Regions from separate parts of the Homo sapiens genome. Here region 2 is linked to region 1. A link is an interaction called in ENCODE POLR2A ChIA-PET data of the cell type or tissue named here. Cell type or tissue: K562. All regions are shown on one strand. Each heading gives the region's core, and the rest is flanking DNA. Links, peaks and the distances in the headings are about the cores only.

Evidence for each region. ChIA-PET counts read pairs that join two places held together with the same protein. Peaks named below come from ENCODE experiments on the same cell type or tissue, not always from the same donor. Only the 100,000 strongest peaks of a DNase experiment are listed, where the experiment ranks them.
Region 2: POLR2A ChIA-PET joins it to region 1 with 6 read pairs; 1 of 35 experiments calls an interaction of 5 or more read pairs at or near these places.

The regions. Positions count from the first base shown.
Region 1 is chr14:104,696,270-104,705,872 of GRCh38, reverse strand. It overlaps INF2 (inverted formin 2), which reads right to left. Exons shown (of 23, transcript NM_022489.4): 2 at 4,117-4,516; 3 at 2,653-2,768; 4 at 2,419-2,578; 5 at 1,924-1,957. The coding sequence starts at 4,507. Among named protein-coding and RNA genes, the nearest start is that of INF2, 11 kb to the right of the region's middle. RefSeq lists an enhancer at 3,434-4,421. In K562, for the core only: no CTCF peak of the experiment used is centred there; DNase peaks (open chromatin) are centred at 4,932 and 5,424.
Region 2 is chr14:103,866,428-103,876,128 of GRCh38, reverse strand. It overlaps LOC105370689 (a long non-coding RNA gene), which reads right to left and starts at 4,042. Exons shown (of 3, transcript NR_188198.1): 1 at 2,668-4,042. RefSeq lists an enhancer at 3,478-3,657 and silencers at 3,898-3,957, 3,968-4,337. In K562, for the core only: no CTCF peak of the experiment used is centred there; a DNase peak (open chromatin) is centred at 4,058; H3K4me3 peaks cover 772 bases.

The sequences.
Region 1 (9,603 bases), core at 2-8,001:
GATAGCGACCTAAGAGTGGCAGCTCCCAGGTCAGTGCCTTGCGCCCTGCCAGGCTGCCCCCGGGTCACCAGGCACCCGCACGCCCCTGGGGAAGGGGAAGGGCGAGTATGCCCACTCCCATCGAGTAACGTGCACCAAGGCCTGGGGAGGTGGCACACAATGGAACCGGGCCGTGACCTTGGGGGAGGGAAGGCCCTCCCCTGGGCGCTGCGTGACTACAGTGAAGACCACACCTGAGGTGGGTCCACAGGGCTGCATGGATACAGGAGGGGCGGGGCTCTGGCCTGAGCAGGAGGAAACTTAGTGTTCACTGGGCCTAGGACTTGCCAGTCATCTCAGTCTGGTCAATGAGCACAGCCCTCCGCAGGCAGGGCCGGCCCCCTTCAGCCCACACTGGTGGGGCACAGGCACCCATGTGGGCAAACTTTGCTGAGGCCATTTCTGTTTTTTTTTTTTGAGATGGAGTCTCGCTCTGTCACCCATGCTGGAGTGCAGTGGTACGATCTCAGCTCACTACAACTTCTACCTCCTGGGATCCAATGATTGTCCTGCCTCAGCCTCCTGAGTAGTTGGGATTGCAGGCACATGCCACCACGGCCAGCTAATTTTTGTACTTTTAGTAGAGATGGGGTTTCACCATGTTGGCCAAGCTGGTCTCGAACTCCTGACCTCAGGTGATCTGCCCATCTTGGCCTCCCAAAGTGCTGGAATTACAGGCGTGAGCCACCGCGCCTGGCCCCTGAGGCCATTTCAACACCAGGCATTCTAGCCCTGGGCTCCTCCAAGCTGATTTCCCTGGGTGTAAGGACACCCCCCTGAGTACAGTCCTGACTGAGGCCTGGATAGAGCTTCTCAGCTATGTGGGTTCCCAGCAGGGCTGCAAGATTTAGCAAATGAAACTACAGAGTACCTGTTCAATTTGAATTTCAGACAAACAATGAATAACTTTTGGCATAAGTATATCCCATGCAACATCTGGGATATACTTACACCAAAATATCGTCTGTTGTGTATCTGAAACCTGAATGAACTGCATGTCCCATACAGTACCTGGCAACCCTAGTTTCTTTTTTAAAAAATTTTTATTTTAGACTCGGGGGTACATGTGCGTGTTTGCCACATGGTACACTGTGTAACGTAGGCGATTTGCCTTCTAGGGCAGTGGTCCCCAGCCTTTTTGGCACCAGGGACTGGTTTTGTGGAAGACAATTTTTCCATAGACTGGGGTGACGGGAATGGTTTAGGGATAAAACTGTTCCACCCCCGATCATCAGGCATTAGATTGTCATGAGGAGCGCGCAGCCTGGATCCCTTGCGCGCGTGCGTGCGCTGGAGAATCTAATGCAGTGCTGATCTGACATGAGGTGCAGCTCAGGCAGGAATGCCCGCCCACCGCTCACTTCCTGCTGCGTGGCCCGGTTCCAATAGGCCAGGTACCGGTCCGCAGCCTGGCGGTTGGGGACCCTTGTTCTAGTGGGCCTGACACCAAGTAGCGACGAACACTGTACCCTGTAGGTAGTTTTTCAACTCTCGCCCTGGAGCCCGTGTCCCTGTCTCCATCTTGCGTCCACGTGAACCACCCTGTAGTTCCCTCTTATTGGCATTTCATTTTCTGTTTCTGGGTTGGTTCACTTAGGATCACGGCCTCCAGCTCCATCCACGGTGTGCAAAGGATATGAGCTCATTCTGTCCTTTCTATGGCTGCTGCAACCCTAGTTTCTGTGGGCAGCTGCCAGGGACAGTGAGCTGGATTCTAGCCTGAGACCTGGCTTCTGGCTGGACCCCTGGGGTTACTCCGAGGGAGCCACCTCCCTGCCATCTGGAGGTGCTGCTTAGGTGAGGTGGCTGGGAGCCAAAGGGCAGGTGGGCCTGGCCTTGGGAGCAGGAGGGGGAGCCGGCAGGACCGCTACAGTGGGGACTCACCGCAGGCGAGCCAGGACGTCCAGCAGCTGCAGCCCTGGGAAGGGACGGACAGGGTCAGAGGGTTCGGAGGCCACTCCCCGCCTTCCCCATTTCACTTCTGCCACCCAGAGCACCTGACCCTGCCCTGCTGCACTCATGGGACACCAGAGACCTGAGGCTCTGGAGGGGAGACATCATGCTGGACACACAGTGATGCTTACTCAGGGCTCACTGCCAGAACTGGCAGGGCTAGAACGAGGTCTCAGGCCCCCTGTCCGGCTCCACTGCCTGGCCAGTCTCACAAATGAGAACGGTCCAGGGTTGACCCCCAGGCGTTCTGAGGCCTGTGTCCATTGAAGGGGCAGGTGGTGGCAGGCCCGAGATGGCGCCTTCCTCTGGGGCCCTGGGTCGGGGGCAGCTTTTGTGGCGCTCCCACCTCCCCAGGTGGATGCAGCATGGGATGCACTGGCCAAGAGGCGGGCAGGAGCGGGCATGCGGCCCAGGGCAGGTGCTTACCGATAAACTCGTTCCGCAGCTGGGTGCGCGCGCGCAGGTCCTCGGGGCCCAAGATGACGGCGTTGATCACGCTAAGCAGGGTGACCACGTAGGGCACGTTGTCGCTGCCGGAGAGCTCGTTCATGACAATGCTGAAGCGGTACTGCTGGCTGCACACCGTCTGTGGGGAGGGCGGGGTCAGGGCACACCCAGGCAGGGAGCCCCATGTGCCCAGGCCCAGGCCCTGCCGCCCACCTTGTAGTGGTCCAGGGCGTCCAGGGTCAGCACGTGGCCCTCGGGAGAGTAGATGCACAGGGCAGCCAGTAGCTCAAACACCTGCTTCTTCACCATCACGTTGGATGTGTCCAGGGCTGCCAGGGTGGAGTGGGCAGGCTCAGCAGGGCCAATGCACCCCTTCCCATGCCTGTGCAGCTGGGCTCAGGGCTGGGGCTCTGGGCCTGGCAGGCAGACGCCAGGGGGTGCCGGGCACTTGTCTGTGGCCCACAGCAGTGGGCTGGGACCCAACGAGGTGCCCCACTCCTCGGTGTCCTGGCCCTGCTCCTGGACCACAGGGCCAGACCCTGCAGGGAAGGGCTTGGAGGCAGCTGCCCCATCCTGTCACTGGCTCTGGGCCCAGCTTTTCTCCCAATGCAGCACTTACTGTGTTTATGGCAGACACAACCTCATTCCTATGAACCCCTGCCTCCCACCCCATCTGGAGCTGTGAAAGTTCTGGGGGTGTCTCTCATCTGACCCTGCTGAGAACAATTCACAAAAGACTCCATAGAGGGGCCCTGCCAGGCCCAGGCTGGGGAGACGGGCTGAGAATGGCTGGCCCCTACACCTGCCTCTGTCCCCTGGGTCCGACAGAAACGAGGCGCCTCTGGCTTGCTTGCCTGCACAGGTAACTGCCGCCCCCATGGGCCCAGCCCCGCCCATCACTGCCCACCCTAGCTCGTCCCCAAGCATCGGTAGGACCTGGCAGCAGCCATGGAGTGGCACAGCAAGGGTTTCTCTCAAGGGACCGGGACTAACTTTGGGCACAGCCTGGGGAGACTTCCTGGAGGACAGGAAAGTGAGCTGGGGCTTAAAGGCTTAGCGGCGCAGGACCTTGGAGGACGCAAAGGCAGAAAACACGAGCAGAGGCAGAGACCAAGGGCCTGCCTGCCTGCCGGGAACGAGTCCCCTGGGTGCTGGAGTAGGGGACAGGGCGGGGAGGGAGGCGCTAGGGAAGGCGCTGGGAGGTGGAGGGTGACACCATCAGTAGGTGTGGGCCAGACCTCAAGGGCTCTGTCTGGGCTGAGGCTGAAGGGCTTGGAGCTAGGCAGGTGTATGTAGGGAGCCACTCGGGTGGATTCGCATCTCTGACTCAGTGACTCCTGCCGCCGAGGTGTGGACGAGGGCAGAGAGCCCAGAGGGTGGGAGCCAGCACAGGACGGGGAGGAAGGGTGGGGCAGAGCCACACAACAGAGAGGGGCACAGGGGGACCGCTGGTGCAGCAGTGCGGGGACTGGGGTGACCTGGAAGCCTCAGACTCGGAGTGAATGTGGATGTTTTTCCTGAGCCCAGGAAGCCAGTCCTCCTCCAGGAAGCCCTCCTTGCCTGCCTGGCTGCGCTTCCTCCTGGTGGTTCCCCAGGCCTCCCGGGGCCTTTTGGGCCTGAAGCCTCATACCAGGTCCCCAGCGTCCGCCTGGGCGGCCCTCCCACACTGCGGCTCACCCTGGGAGAGCTGGCGCACGTAGCCCTGGTTGCTGAGGATGTACTCGATGCCCTGCCGCGAGTTCATGACGGCGCGCACGCAGCTGACGCAGGTGAGCTGCAGCAGGGCGTCGGAGATACGTGCAACGCCGCGGCCCGACAGCCGCGCCAGCGCCTCCAGCAGCAGGTCCAGGCCGCTCTGCTCCAGGAACTGCACCATCCAGCCGCCGTCGCTGCCCTCCAGGCGCTTGCGCAGGCCGGAGTAGTTGACCACAGAGGGCATCTGGAGCAGCCGGATGCACAGCTCGGGGTCCGCGCTCTCCAGGTTGGCCTCCGTGGGGTCCGAATCCTGTGGCCCCAGCTTCTCCTTCAGCGCTGCCCACTTGCGCTGTGCGCCCTCCTTCACCGACATCTTGCCGAGCTGCAGGCAGAGGGCAGGGAGCCGTCAGCGGGGAGGGGATGGGGGCTGTCCTCCTGGCCACCAGCGCAGGCGGGGCCACTTCCCTCGGTCTCAGTTTCTCTGCTGCAATTCCTGCTCACGTGCCATGCTGAGGGTTAGGGGTAGCACTGTGTCCCCCACTATATCTTAGGCTTCCCTGTACCCATCCCTGACCGAATTTCAGCAACCGAGGCGGCAGGCAGGAAGGGCCCTACTGCGCGCATGAGGACCCCGAGGCTCAGGGCTGGGAGGGGAGGAGCCGGCTCAGAAACCTGCAGCACGAGGCCAGCACGGCCCCTGCAGAGTGACGGGACCGGATGAGCTTGGGGAGGACTCGGGGGAGCGGGAGGCTCCCCTGGCTGGAACATTACCCACGGTAATGATGCGACAAAACGGCGCATCTGAGGCTGCCTTATCTCACCCCAGGGCACTTCCCCCGCCCCAGTGGACAATATGGACAGGGAGATTCCAAACCTCAGGCATGCCTGGGGTGCCCACAGCGTCAGCAGCGTGGCTGGGGAGGAGGGGCGACTCCCAGGTCTCCCCTGGGCCTCAGTCTGCCCGTCTGCATGTGGGTAGGGGGCCCACACCAACAGGAAGACGGAAACCCTTGGCACTCAGGGTTTTACCAGGATTCAGTCGCAACAGGTCTGACTCCAGCCCTGGGAACACCCGGGTAGGTAACAGGCCCAGCCCAGAAGAGCCCCAACACGTGCCTTTCCCCAAAACAGAACAGCAGGACAGGCGGGTTGCACCTCTGACATCAGCTCCACGCCACCACATCCCCCCAGCCGCTGTCCCCAACCACAGACCCTGGGAACTGGCCTCGAAGGTCAGGGGCATCCCAGGCCCTCCTGCAACCATGTATGGCTTAGATCTTATATTTAGCGTCTGAGAACAGCAGCGTGGAGCCTCGGGGAGGGAGCTAGGGGGCCGGGCCTGGCAGGGACACGCTCTGAGCCTCCACCCCGGCCCAGCACTCTCCACCCTGGCCCTCGGCTTCCCACCACCTCCAAGGCAGGCACTTTATACCTCCCACAACAGGTGGGGAACTGGAGGCGGCTGGGTCCTAGAGAAGCTGGGTCTGTGCCCACAGTCCCACACCTGGGCACGGCTGGGCTGTGACTGGAGGTCCCACATGGCTTTGCTTCAAGTGCTGCCCAACCCGGTAAGTCAGGGGACCCCAGGCTGAAGGGCATTTGAGGTCACGGGAGCTGAGCGGGGTCGAGCACCCAAGCGCCTGCCTCCCCAGGAGGCTCTATTCCTCCCCTCCTGCCTTGGGAGAGTGTCCTGGAGCACCTGCCCTTGAGGTCTCAGGCCCACTCCCCAGCCTGGTCCACGACCAAGCCTGGTGTTTCCGGCAGTCCAGCCCCTACTCCCCGCACCGCCCCTCAGCCCTCCACCTGTCCAACTGCCCCAGGGGGCCAGTGGGCTCCTTCCAGGAGGCAGCCTGACAGGTGTAAGCCAGGGTTCTGATCTGCATGTCCCCAGCCCGGGCCCTCACCAGCAGACCTTGGCCCAGTCACTCATCCTGCCTGGGCCTCAGTTTCTTCTTCTGCACCTCCAGCACCAGGCTGCCAGGAGCATCCTGAGAGGCTGTCCTTGGGATGCCCCTCCTCCCTGCAGGGGGTCCTGGTCTGGGCACTGTAGAACGGAGAGCCCGGAGCCCCCGGTGCACTGTGGTTTTAAGCCACCCTCCCAGGCCCGGCCCTCTTGGTCACCCAGTGGCCGTCCACTCACCCAGATGCGCAAGACCTTCCGGCCACCTCTGCCCACCCACTCTGGGCCCTGTCCTGGGCTGCTCCTCACGCTCCCCTGGCTTCTCATCGCTGCTGACCGCTGAGCTGCCAGAGACAGCCGGGTCCCTCCCAGGCAGCCTCAGGTCCCCAACGCCCCTCCTGGTGGCAGTAGGGTTGCTCCCACCACCATGAAGAGCCAGGCAGCCGGGCCTCTGCATATATTCCCACCCGCCTTGGCTGTTGCTGCCTAAAGAGGCCCCAGAACTGACCCTCCTTTCCTCCCCCGCCTCCATTGGCCGGAGTCCCTGTCCCCTTGGCACAGGCTGAGTGGACGGAGTTATGAACTCTCCCAGGCCCGGCCCCTGGCATCCAGAGTGTCCTCTCCAGCCAAGAGCCCCGGGGGTCCCTCCATGCAAAAAATCCTGACCTTTTAGAGACAAGCAGTGCCGCCGAGAGCCACCGTGCCCCAGGCCCCAGGGTGTCCCTGGACACAGAAGATGCTCCCTGACCTGAGTACTGCCCCTCTTGGCACTGCCCAGCGCTCCTTGCCCTGTGCAAGCCCCTGAAAGACCCCAGTCAAGAGGATCCCCCTTGGTCAGTGGGGTGGAGCCACGGTGGGAGGAAACTGGCCCTCCTGCCCATCAGGTTCCTATACCCCCGTGCCTGGGTGCCTGGCTCTGTGTCTGAGCTGCCCCAGCTGGCCGTGTCCCACCGGGTGCTGTCTGGGGGCAGTGAGTGTAACAGGGTCTCGCTGGGCTGCGGCCCGGCATAGACAGGGCTCCGGCTGAGGCCCCGGAGGCTGAGGCCGGAGCTGCTCTCCTCCTTCTGTGGTGCTGCCAAGGCTGCCCGATCTCACCCAGGCCCCCCGTCAGGCTCTACACCGGAGAATGTTCCAACTGCTTTTCAGCATGAGGCTGAACCTGCAAACACACCACGGCCAGACCATATATGCAGCACTCTGACCCGCAATCTGGCCACTGGCCCCAAATGGCTGGGACCTGGGTAATAACTGACAGCTTCTGTGATTTTTGTCTCATCTCATAGGAGCCCAAATTCCAGCCAGCAGCCTCTCTCAGGGCATCCCCGAGCCTTCCCTGTGTCTATAAAAAGCTTTCTATGTATAGAGTGAATTATCCATATGAGAAAACCATGAGGCTTCCCACTCCCCCGCCCGCCTGTGAGTCTCTGCTAAACGCGGGTGGCGGTGGCCGACTCCCTGCTACAGCGAGCTCTGCAAAAACAGCCTTGCCTGTTCTCACTGGGGGGTGGTGTCCACTTCTGCAAGGATTCCAGAAGGAATCCACAGTTTACTGATCTCAGGGGCACGGGGCTATGGGGAACAATACGCTGGAAGGTGCCAGTGCCAACTGAGAAGGGAAGGGGGCGGGAGTCTCATTGCTGAGCTGTGTGCCCCTGGGCAGGCTACCCTTCCCCTCTGCTCTCCATCTGGAAAGTGGGTTGGCGGGGCCACCAGCGCAGGAATGTGTCCTCAGAGCTCCCCAGCCCCGGCTGTAGGGCGTGGCCACCTCCCCACAGGCACAGGAATTTGCGTTCTTCGCAATCTTTTCTACAGCCGGCACCAGCTCTGGCTGAGGCAGGGCAGGACCATCCAGGCTCTGCAGGGCCCAGTACCCATGGCTCAGGCCAGACCCCATGCCTTGGACAGCAAAAGGGTCAGGGCACCAAGAAGGGGCGTCCCATCCACCCCCCCCGGCAGTCCACCAGCACCAATGGAACTGCACAGGGCAGGGTCTTTTGCAGATGAAGACTCTGAGGTCTGAGGGGCTCACCCCACCCATGCTAGTGGGACATCACCATGGTTCTTCAGCACTTGCTTTTGTCAACCAATAGCCTGGGGCTTCCAGAGGACGGGGCCATGCCTCTCCCCTGACTCTAGCTCTGGCAGGCAGGGTCCCCCTCTGGGCCTGGGCCTGGCCAGCCTGGTGTGGTGATGCCAGCACCTCCATCCGAATGCCTACATGCTAGGGCAGCTGCACTGACTCTCGGGAAGCCACCGGGCCACCGCCCCGCCTAGCAGTCAACAGTCAAGCTGAGTGTGTGGTGTGGGTGGGGACAGGGCCATGCTGGCCTTCACTAGACCTGCAGCCATGTGCCTAGCCCCTGCGGTGCAGACAGAAAACCAGAGCCAGGGAGTGTGGGCTCCTGAGGCAGGCCCAGCACCGAGCTGTGGAGAGTAGCTGGGGGCTCCTGCATGGGCCCATGGTTCTGAGCGGCACACAGGCCAGGGTTAGGGTACCCAGACTTGAATCCCAGCACGCGAGGGACCTGAGCCAGCCACTGAAGCCCCCAGGCCTCGGCTCCCTCACTTGCCTCCCAGGAGCCAGGCGAGGAGGGCCTTCCACAGCACAGTGTGGGAGCTCCTATGCCCTCGGCCAGCACCAATGGGCCTGGAGGCCCCCGCTGTGACATGTTCTGAGTCTGCCTGGGACAGCCCCCTCCCCTGTGAAGTCCCCACTGGTAGGGAAGGGAGAGGTCTGCCTGGGTCCAGGCTCCCCACGAGGAACAGGCCAAGCCCTGAGCCTGGCAGCCCTGGGGTGGCAGGTACTGCCTACTGTGCCTGGGACCAAGGGGCTCTGGGGACCCTGAAGCAGTGGCGGGGGTAGGGCAGGCACTGGCTGGGCACATGAGCACCTGTGGGGGGCTGCTGCCTGGGAGTGGGCAGGCAGCTGTGGTGTCGCCCTTCTGGCACTGGCACAGGGCTGGGTGCTTCTGGGCCCTGAGCCAGCGTTGGTGGTGGGGGTGCAGGGAGGGAGCTTGTCTTCCACGGGGTGGGTGGGCAGAACGGCAGGAGAGGATTCCGGAACTAGGAGGCAGGGGCTGCCACACTGTATTTTTAGCTCCTCCGAGAGCCCCAATTTTTCCACTGCTTGGCAACCCATGGATCTCCAGGACTGCACGCGTTCCTGGCAGCACCCCGGGGTTCTGGGCAGCCCAGGCCCTGCAGGGCGGTGGAGGCACCTGGAGCTGAACCTGCCCTACCATGACCCCCATTCCCCTCCCTCACACTCAGACTCCCAGCTCCTTTGAGCCTCCAGCATGTGTCACCTTCCCCACCAGGCCAACAGCCCCTTGAGGGACCTCTACTGACCTGGTGGCTCACCAACTGCCGGCAAGGCCCAGGGAGGGTCTGTGCACAGGGGGCCTCAAGGCAGGTGAGGATGGGGGTCCACCCACTGCCACGTGTCCAGGGGCATGGGGCGCACTGGGCCTTGGTGAGGGCTGGCTGTGTCCTCACTGTCACCTGGCCCGTCTCACACCCAAGAAGCACTCCAGCCCTCATGCCACCTGCAGTCCCCAAGATCTGGATGG
Region 2 (9,701 bases), core at 730-8,729, 830 kb after region 1:
TCAGCATATACAGGGAGACAGGAGTGGTCCTCTGGCTGCTGCTGAGAACACACCATTCACCCACCCATCCACCCACCCATCCACCTATCCACCCACCTCCCCATCCACCCACCCGCCCAACCACCCATCCACCCACCCACCCACCCAACCACCCATCCACCCATCCATCCAACCACCCATCCACCCACCCACCCATCCACCCATCCACCCATCCATCTACCCATCCATCCACCCATCCACCCATCCACCCATCCACCTATTTATCCACCTACCCACCCATCTTTTTTTTTTTGTTTGAGACGTCTCACTCTGTTGCCCAGGCTAGAGTGCAGTGGCATGATCTCGGCTCACTGCAGCCTTCGCCTCCCGGGTTCAAGCAATTCTCCTGCCTCAGCCTCCTAAGTAGCTGGGATTACGGGCACATGCCACCATGCCTGGCTAATTTTTTGTATTTTTTTTTTCTAGTACAGATAGGTTTCACCATATTGGCCAGGCTGGTCTCAAACTCCTGACCTCAGGTGATCTGCCCGCCTTGGCCTCCCAAAGTGCTGGGATTACAGATGTGAGCTACCATACCTGGCCATCCACCCACCCATCTATCTGTCTACCCACCCACCTATTCATCCATCCATCCATCCATCCACCCACCCCACCCCCACCCACCTGTCCATCCATCCATCCATCTATCTACTCACCCACTCATCGACCCATCCATCCATTCACTCACCCACCCATGCACCTGTCCATCAATCCATCCATCCATCCACCCATCCACTTGTCCATCAATCCATCTATGTATCCACATATCCACCAACCAACCCACCCATCTATCCATCCATCCATCCATCCAACCATCCAACCATCCACGCACCCATCCATCCATCCATCCACCCACCCACCTTTCCATTTATCCATCCATCTGCCCATCTATTCATCCACCTGTCCATCCATGCATCCACCCACCTGTCCGTACACACACACATCTGCCCACTCATCCGCCGGCTCATCCATTCATCTACCTACCCACCTACCCACCCTTCCATCTGCCACTTCCTGTTTCCTTCTCAGAGCCAGCACCATGAGCTCTGTCCTTACAGAACATCGAATGCAAGGGCCAGACTGACCTGTAAGCCAGCAATGACCACATGGGATGAGCAGTGTTGGGTCAGCCCCAGATGCAAGAGCATCAAAAAATACTTCCTGTTTGGGGGAGACAGTGAGGAAGACACTTGAATAACCAGTCTCAGGTTAGGGCAGCAGAGAGTGGGAGAAGCAGGGGGTTGTCCACATGGCCAAGTCTGACCAACTCAGGGGTCAGGTCAGAGAAGAACAACGATGTCACCAGTAGTAGTGATTCTACAGCAGTCTCCAGCCTCCTTCTGCAGACACCCTCCCCAACCTCAGGAAAGGCTCTGCAGCAACAAACTCAGCTTTGGAGCCCCTCCTGCTTGTGTCCTGGCCTGCTTCTCCCACTGAGTGTTCAACCTTGGGCAATGAATTCCCTTCCTGAGCCTCCAATCGCTACCTGTATAAATGAGAAACAAGGCTGAGTCTGGTGGCTCATGCCTGTAATCCCAGCGCTTTGAGAGGCTGAGGTGGGTGGATGGCTTGAGCTCAGGAGTTTGAGACCATCCTGGGCAACATGGCAAAAACCTGTCTCTACTAAAAATACAAAAAATTAGCCAGGCATGGTGGTACGTGCCTGTGGTCCCAGCTACTCGGAAGGCTGAGGTGGGAGGATCGCTTGAGCTAGGGAGGCAGAGGTTGCAGTGAACCAAGATCGCGCCACTGCACTCGAAAAAAAAGAAAAGGCTGGGCGTGGTGGCTCATGCCTGTAATCCCAGCACTTTGGGAGGCCGAGGCGGGTGGATCACGAGGTCAGGAAATCGAGACCATCCTGGCTAACACGGTGAAACCCCATCTCTACTAAAAATACAAAACATTAGCCGGGTGCGGTGGCAGGCGCCTGTAGTCCCAGCTACTCGGGAGGCTGAGGCAGAAGAATGGCGTGAACCCAGGAGGCAGAGTTTGCAGTGAGCCGGGATCGCGCCACTGCACTCCAGCCTGGGCGATAGAGCAAGACTCTGTCTCAAAAAAAAAAAAAAAAAAAAAAAAAAAAAGAAAAAAGAAAAGCATTGTGAAATGTTCTTGGGGGTTTGTGTGACAAGGGTTTATTGAGTACCTGGTATATGTCAGACACAGTTCTAGGCCCTGGGATACAGCTGTGAGCCGAAGTCTCGCCCTCGAGGCCCTGTGAATTAGAGTGAGCGCCAAAAGCATGCAGCACAGCAGGGCTGAAAAACCAGCAGCCTCAAGAAGTGTTGCCTTTTTTTTTTTTTTGAGACAGGGCCTCACTGTCACACAGGCTGGAGTGCAGTGGCAAGAACATGGTTCACTGCAGCCTCTACCTCCCCAGGCTCAAGTGAACCTCCCACTTCATCCTCTTGAGTACTTGGGACTACAGGTGTGTGCCAAGCCTGGCTAATTTTTGTATGTTTTGTAGAAATGAGGGCTGGGCATGGTGGCTCACACCTGTAATTCCAGCACTTTGGGAGGCCGAGGTGGGCAGATCACTTGAGGTCAGGAGTCCAAGACCAGCGTGGCAGACGTGGTGAAACCCTGTCTCTACTAAAAATACAAAAATTAGCCAGGCATGATGGTACGTACCTGTAATCCCAGCTACTCCGGAGGCTGACCCAGGAGAATCACTTGACCCTGGGAGGTGGAGGTTGCAGTGAGCCGAGATCATGCCACCACACTCCAGCCTGGGTGACAGAGCGAAACTCCATCTCAAAAAAAAAAAAAAGTCCGGGCGCAGTGGCTCAGGCCTGTAATCCCAGCACTTTGGGAGGCCAAGGCAGGTGGATCATTTGAAGTCAGGAGTTCAACACCAACCTGGCCAACATGGTGAAACCCCGTCTCTACTAACAATACAAAAATTAGTCAGGCGTGGTGGTGCACACCTGTAATCCCAGCTACTCGGGAGGCTGAGTCAGGAGAATCACTTGAGCCTGGGAAGTGGAGGTTGCGGTGAGCCGAGATTGTGCCACTGCACTCCAGTCTTGGCTACAGAGTGAGACCCTGTCTCAAAAAAAAAGAAATGAGGTTTCACCAAGTTGCCCAGGCTGATCTCGAACTCCTGGGCCCAAGCAATCTGACAGCTTCAGCCTCCCAAAGTGCTGGGATTACAGGCATGAGTCACTCCATGTAGCCAAATGTCACTTTCTTAACAACAATGCAGATGCAGGACCCCCCACTGCACACAGGGCCCTGGGCCTGCCTCTGGAGGGGATGCCATGAGCCCCTCCAGCCCCTTCTTCAGCTGTTGAGGAATGTGCGCCCACAGATTCTGTTGGTGGAGACTTTCTGCTGAGCCGGCTGTGGTTCTGGAAACCCCCTTTCCCCCTTAAAAAAACCTTCAAGGCCTCCTAGCTATGGCCTGCGGAGGGGGTAATAAACATGAAGGAGATGTGGCTCTTCCTTCCCACAGGCCTCAACCTGCTCATTCTGTTCAGCCTCCTCCAGCTCAGGGAGCAGGACCGCGGGCCACAGGTCGCATGGCTGCGGGAAGAGTCCATCCTGCAATTGATAGGAAAAGATCCTGCGGCCGAGTTTGGCCAAGCTGTTGATGGCCACTATGGAAGTGACCTCCGGAGACGGCACATCTGACTGGCCCCGGATGCTCACTCACAGCCACGGCACTGCCCAGACACGGGGCCTTCTTCCATAAGACCCGGAGGCCTGGCCTGGAGGGCCTGGATAAGCACGCGGCAGGCTGGGCGTGTGGTGGGCACCCACCCAGGGAGGGGCGGGGGAAGCTGGATGTCGCCGCAGGAAAGGCCCAGGCTCGCCTTCTTGTCAATTTGCCATTGTCACCAAGTCCAGGACACAGCATCAGAGAAGAAGGTGGCTGCGGCAGGCAAGGCCCGGGCTGGGTGGGGGAGGGGCGCCGGGGGAAAAGAGCACCGACCCGGTCTGGGAGAACAGAAGCCCCCCAGCAGGAAGGAAACGTGGCGGGCAGGAGGGGCCCTCTGGACTCAGGAAAGGGAAGAGGCGGTGCCGGCCACGCCCAGGCCACGCCCCCATACCACGCCCCCCGTGGGTGGCGGGGCACCTGGGCGCTCCAGAGCCCAGGGCGCACCCTCAGCCAAAACCCTTGTCAAGCGTCCTGAAGCCGGCTGGCCGCCCGCCTGTCCCTGCCGCGTCCTCCTCCACCGGGAGGGCAGGAAGGCGCGCCCGGCTGCCTCTGCTTGGCTTCTCCAACGTCCCCCCAGCCGGTGCGCGCTCACCCCTACACTGGGCCTTCGCAGGTTCAGGGCGCTGGGGGTGACCACCACCCCGACGTGGCTCTCCCTGCCTGGGACCGTCACAGGCCCCCGGGAAGGGTCTGCCGGGTTGGACCGTATCTGAGCCTGGGCCAGGGTCAGTAGAAGGTGTTCTACTACCTAGACAGTAGAAGGTATTCAGGAATGGAGAGAGCCAAGGCCTGCCCACTTGCTCGCCCCAGGGAGCACCTTCTCCCCAGGAAGAGGCTCTGCCTGAGTGGCTGCTCGGGGCCTCTTATCTGAACCCTCCTGGGAACAGGAAGCCCTGAACCCTGGACCTAGGGATGGCTACAAACATAGGACAAGAACACCAGCCACAAGCCACCACAGTGGCTGCCACCATCGACCTGCACCTTCCTGGGGACTGTCACTTTTTTTTTTTTTTTAACAGGGACTGATCTCTGCTTACTGCAGCCTCCACCTCCCAGGCTCAAGAGACCCTCCTACCTCAGCCTCCCCAGTATCTGGGACTACAGGCGCAAGCCACCATGCCTGGCTTTTTTTTTTTTTCAATTTTTTGTAGAGATGGGGTCTCAATATGTTTTGCCCAGGCTGGTTTTGAACTCCTGAGCTCAAGCGATCCTCCTTCCTGGGGCTCCCAAAGTGCTGGGATTATAGGCTTGAGCCACAGCGCCCAGCGCATTAGGGAAGCAGGAGCCCAGGACAGCCAGAGCAATGCCATTGTAAGTTCATCTCCATCCTGAGACTAACAAGGCACATTCCTTGCCAGCCACAACTTGTGGTCACAAGAAGCTTACAATTAAGGGAACAGCCTAAAGATACCTGCAAGGATGCACTCCTACAAGAGAAAGTCCAGATGTCCCCATACTCGTAACAACATATGCTTTCGAAATAATTACAGCTATCATTAGATGTACTTACACTAAAGTGTCAAGGATAGTTTTCTTTTTGTTTTGGTTTTTGGGTTTTTGGGGGGTTTTTAGGTTTTGTTTAGACAGGGTTTCGCTCTGTTGCCCAGGCTAGAGCACAGTGGCACTATCATAGCTCACTGCAGCCTCAGCCTCCTGGCCTCAAGCGATCCTCCCACCTTGGCCTCCCAAAGTATTGGGATTAGCCACCTCGCCTGGCTTGTTACTCCGTTATACTCCGCTAACAAGTGATTCCACCTGACCAGCCAGCATCCAGGGGGATTGTGCCCAGGGAGGATGGTACCAGGGCCCCTCACAGTGGTCAGAGCCAGGAATGGGCCTGGGATGGCCATGCTCCAAGGTCCAGCTGACAGCCCCAGACAGCAGGGAGGGCAGGCCTCAGGGCAGAAGGTGACCAGTGGCTGGGACCCAGACCAAGGCTGCAGCCCTGAGGTGCCACACAGGGTCAGGCAGACAGGGACCAACAAGAATGGTACAAAAGGGAAGGGACCCGGCCAGTTGGATGGGCTGTAAGAGGGTTCTGCGCAGAGCCACCTAGCAGGAACCAACCTGGTCAAGCCCTCTGGCCTCAAATCTGGCTTGGCTCCTGCGACTGAGCTGGAGCCCAGCAGGGGAATGGGGAGAGTAGGACCAGTCATGTGGCTCTAGGGATCCTGTGGCAGGGAGCCAGGCCAGGCCTGAGACTCCCTCTGCAGGGGTCAGAGGCCCAGTTCTGGGCCCCCACGTACCAGCCTGTGGCCAACCTCTAGGCTTTTCTGACCAAGGCCAGACTTTTCCTGTAAGGTCCCCTGAGACCAGGCCTGGAGGGAGTTGGACGGTGGAGCCTCAAGAGCCCACATCTTGACAGGGCCCCGCACTACCACCTCCTGTCTATGGAACACCCCATCCCTCCTCTCTTCAGGGCAGTTCAGACATTGAAGGAAGAGACAAAGAGCCTTGAATGTCACGAAAAGGAGGTTGGACTTTATCCTGCAGGCAATCAGAAGCCAGAAAGGTTTCAGGATGGATGGGCTGATCAGATTTGAGTTTCAACAGGCCACTGTGTGAGTATGCGGAAAGGGTGTGGCTGGGGACAGGAACCCCAGTGAATGGCACTGCTGTCCATGAAGAGGGGCAGCAGGGGCCTGGGCTGTGCAGGGACCAGGGGGTACAGCAAAGGGGCTGGTATCCAGAGAAAGCCCAGGGATGCCCCGGGACAGTCGTAGCACCGTGAGTCTTTGGGCCCTGTCCCTTTCCTTGAAGACCCAGCAGAGCGAGTGCTGCTTGATTTCCCAGAAGCCCTTTGTGGAGAGTAACTCGCCCCATCCCCCACCCCTGCCACACAGGCTGCTACAGACACCCAGACACCGGAGCTCCAGCCGGGGCAGGCTGCAGGATGCCCAGCCGTGTCCCCAGGATGCCCTGCACGCTGTCCTGAAAACTAACCTGTAACTGCAGCTCTTGGAGCCTTCCGGAACCCAGATCCCCACCTGAGATCAAACCAAAGACCTGGTTTAAGGTCCCTGGTTTGGCTTGTTGCCACCCAACGCTGCCCCAGTTTGCCGTCTTTTTTTTTTTTTTGAGACGGAGTCTCGCTCTGTCGCCCAGGCTGGAGTGCAGTGGCGCGATCTCGGCTCACTGCAAGCTCCGCCTCCCGGGTTCACGCCATTCTCCTGCCTCAGCCTCCCGAGTAGCTGGGACTACAGGCGCCCGCCATCACACGTGGCTAATTTTTTTGTATTTTTAGTAGAGACGGGCTTTCGCCGTGTTAGCCAGGATGGTCTCGATCTCCTGACCGCGTGATCCACCCGCCTCGGCCCCCCAGAGTGCTGGGATTACAGGCGTGAGCCACCGCGCCCGGCCGACTTCGCTATGTCTTTAGGCCAGCCCTGACCGCCCTGAGCCCCAGCTTGCCCAGGCCCTTGCAGAGTGATGGGGTCACAGAGAGGTACAGACACACAGTAGAACAACAGACATGTACATGGGGGGTGGCACATGTGACCATGGGAACAGAGAAGAGGGAGAGGGAGGAGGTCAGGGTGAGGACATCAGAGTTGGTGCCTGAAGGTGGGATGAGGCAGAGCCAGGGGTTGCCGTCACCGCCCTCTCCCCCAGGCACCAGCACCCAGCACTGGCTCTTGCTCATGGGCAGGAATGAGGAACGGATGTCATTAGTAGCAGCTCCCAGTAACTACCAATAGGTGTGAAGCCCGGTACAGTTAAAGAGGCCTGACATGCTGCAACCTGCACTTTGGCAGCACGTACCTGGGCTTTGAAGTAAGTTTCATTATCTCCAATGCACAAATGAAGAGACTGAGGGCCAGGGTGAGTAAGTCACTGTCAGTGAGTAGCCATCCTTGTCGGGTGGGAGTGTAGGCCCTGGGGGCCCAGAGTGGGCAGGGTGCTGAAGTCCCCTCCCTGTATTCCTGGGCAGCCAGGTGTGCCCTGCCAGAGCCTTGGAGCATCTCCAGTCTTGGGGCAGGAGATCCCTTAAAGTGAAGCCGAGGGTGAGCCCCCAGGTGAGGGGGTCCGAGGGCTCAGCCCATCTCCTTCCCTCCGGCCTGCCCTGAGTTTCTGAGCTGGGTGATGGGGCCCAGGAGAGCAGGAATTGTGGGCGAGGCTGGCCTCCCTGAGACTAGGTAGATCAGGAACAGTTTCTTGGAGGAGGAAGTGCCTGAGCTGAACCTTGAAGGCCGTGTCCAATTTTCACTAGCGAGGATGGAAGCAGGGACGTGTTGGGATCAACCAACAGCATGAGCAAGGATGGGCCCGGAGGGCAGGCAAGGGAATGATGAGCGGGAGGTGAAGCCAGAGGAGTTGGAATGGAGGGCCGAGGGGAGCAGGAGCCAGGGCAGGCCTCCTTCAGCACTTGGGGCCCTGCAGACACCAGCAGGTCACTTCTGTGTCAAGCTCTGAAGCAGCACCAGGGAGGCCTGGGGAACCACCTCCCAGACACACACCCTACACTGTTGGCCTGCAAGATCAGCCCTTCTAGGGCAGCACCACTGCCCAGTTACAGTCGGGTCTGGTCAGTGCCTAAGACCAGGAGGGCACAGGGGCATGGAAGTCAGGGGATTGGAGACCAGGGGCCCTGCTCCAAGAGAGGCCTCAGAGGAGCCAGCTCCACTGAGCTCTCCCCATGGCCAGCCGGTGGCACGCGCCCCTCTGAGGAGGTAAGAAATCCGAGCCTGACAACGAGCCAGATGATTGTTTCTCCTGGGATAGCAGGCCCCGAGCCAGTGCCTGCAGGCCCAGGCGTGACTGCCAGCCCCCAGCCCCGCCTCCCTCCCGGCACTGCCTGGCACTCCACTCAGCTGGGCCCTGTGCAAGGCTGCTTTGATGGTGGAAATGCACAGTCACCACTGCCCATAGGTTTGGGAGCACCTGGAGCTGAGTCTGAGGTTGCAGGGGCTCCAGGCCCCATCCCGCCTGTGTGACCTAATGGCTGGTTAATTCGCCTCTCTCGGCCTTGGTTTCCTCATCTGTCAAGTAGGAATGACAGCAGTGCTTGCTTCCTGGAGACTGTTTGAGGATGAAAGGACAATGTGTGTGAAAGGCCCCGGGGAGCTCCAGCCAGGGCGCAGGGGAGGAAGGATTAGGCAGCACCCCACAAAGCAAAGTCAGAGCTACCTAACAAGTCCACACACCTTCGAGGGGGTCAGGAGGTGGCGGAAGGTGCCTGGGAAGGCTTCCAGCAGGAAGGTTCTGGAACATCTGCCCATGTTTGAACCCCTCTCAGCGTCCTTCCAGCAATGGAGCGCCTCGCTGCTCCTCCAGGCATAGCTGCAGGTCCTCCACTCTTCTACAGAACATCCTGTGAGTCCCCTGCCCCCCCACCCCCCCAGCCCTGCAGTGTGTCCCTGGGTTTTCAAGACCAAAATGGCCAACCGGCTCGGTGGCTCACGCCTGTAATCCCAGCATTTTGGGAGGCCAAGGCAGGCAGATCACCAGGTCAGGAGTTCGAGACCAGACCAACCTGGCCAATATGGTGTAACCCCATCTCTACTAAAAATACAAAAATTGGCTGGACATGGTGGTGGGCGTCTGCAGTCCCAGCTACTCAGGAGGCTGAGGCAGAAGAATTGCTTGAACCCGGGAGACAGAGGTTGCAATGAGCTGAGATCCTGGGTGACAGAGAGACACTCTGTCTCAAAAAAAAAAAAAAAAGGCCAGCCGCAGTGGCTCACACCTGTAATCCCAGCACTTTGGGAGGCTGAGGCAGGCGGATCGTGAGGCCAATAGATCGAGACCATCCTGGCCAACATGATGAAACCCCGTCTGCACTAAAAATACAAAAATTAGCTGGGCATGGTGGCGTGCGCCTGTAGTCCCAGCTACTTGGGAGGCTGGGGCAGAAGAATTGCTTGAACCCAGGAGGTGGAGGTTGCAGTGAGCCGAGATCGCACCACTGCACTATATAGCCTGGCGACAAAGCGAGACTCCGTCTCAAAAAAAAAAAAAAAAAAAAAAAAAGAGTGGAATGACTGGAGCCACTGGTCATGGCCCG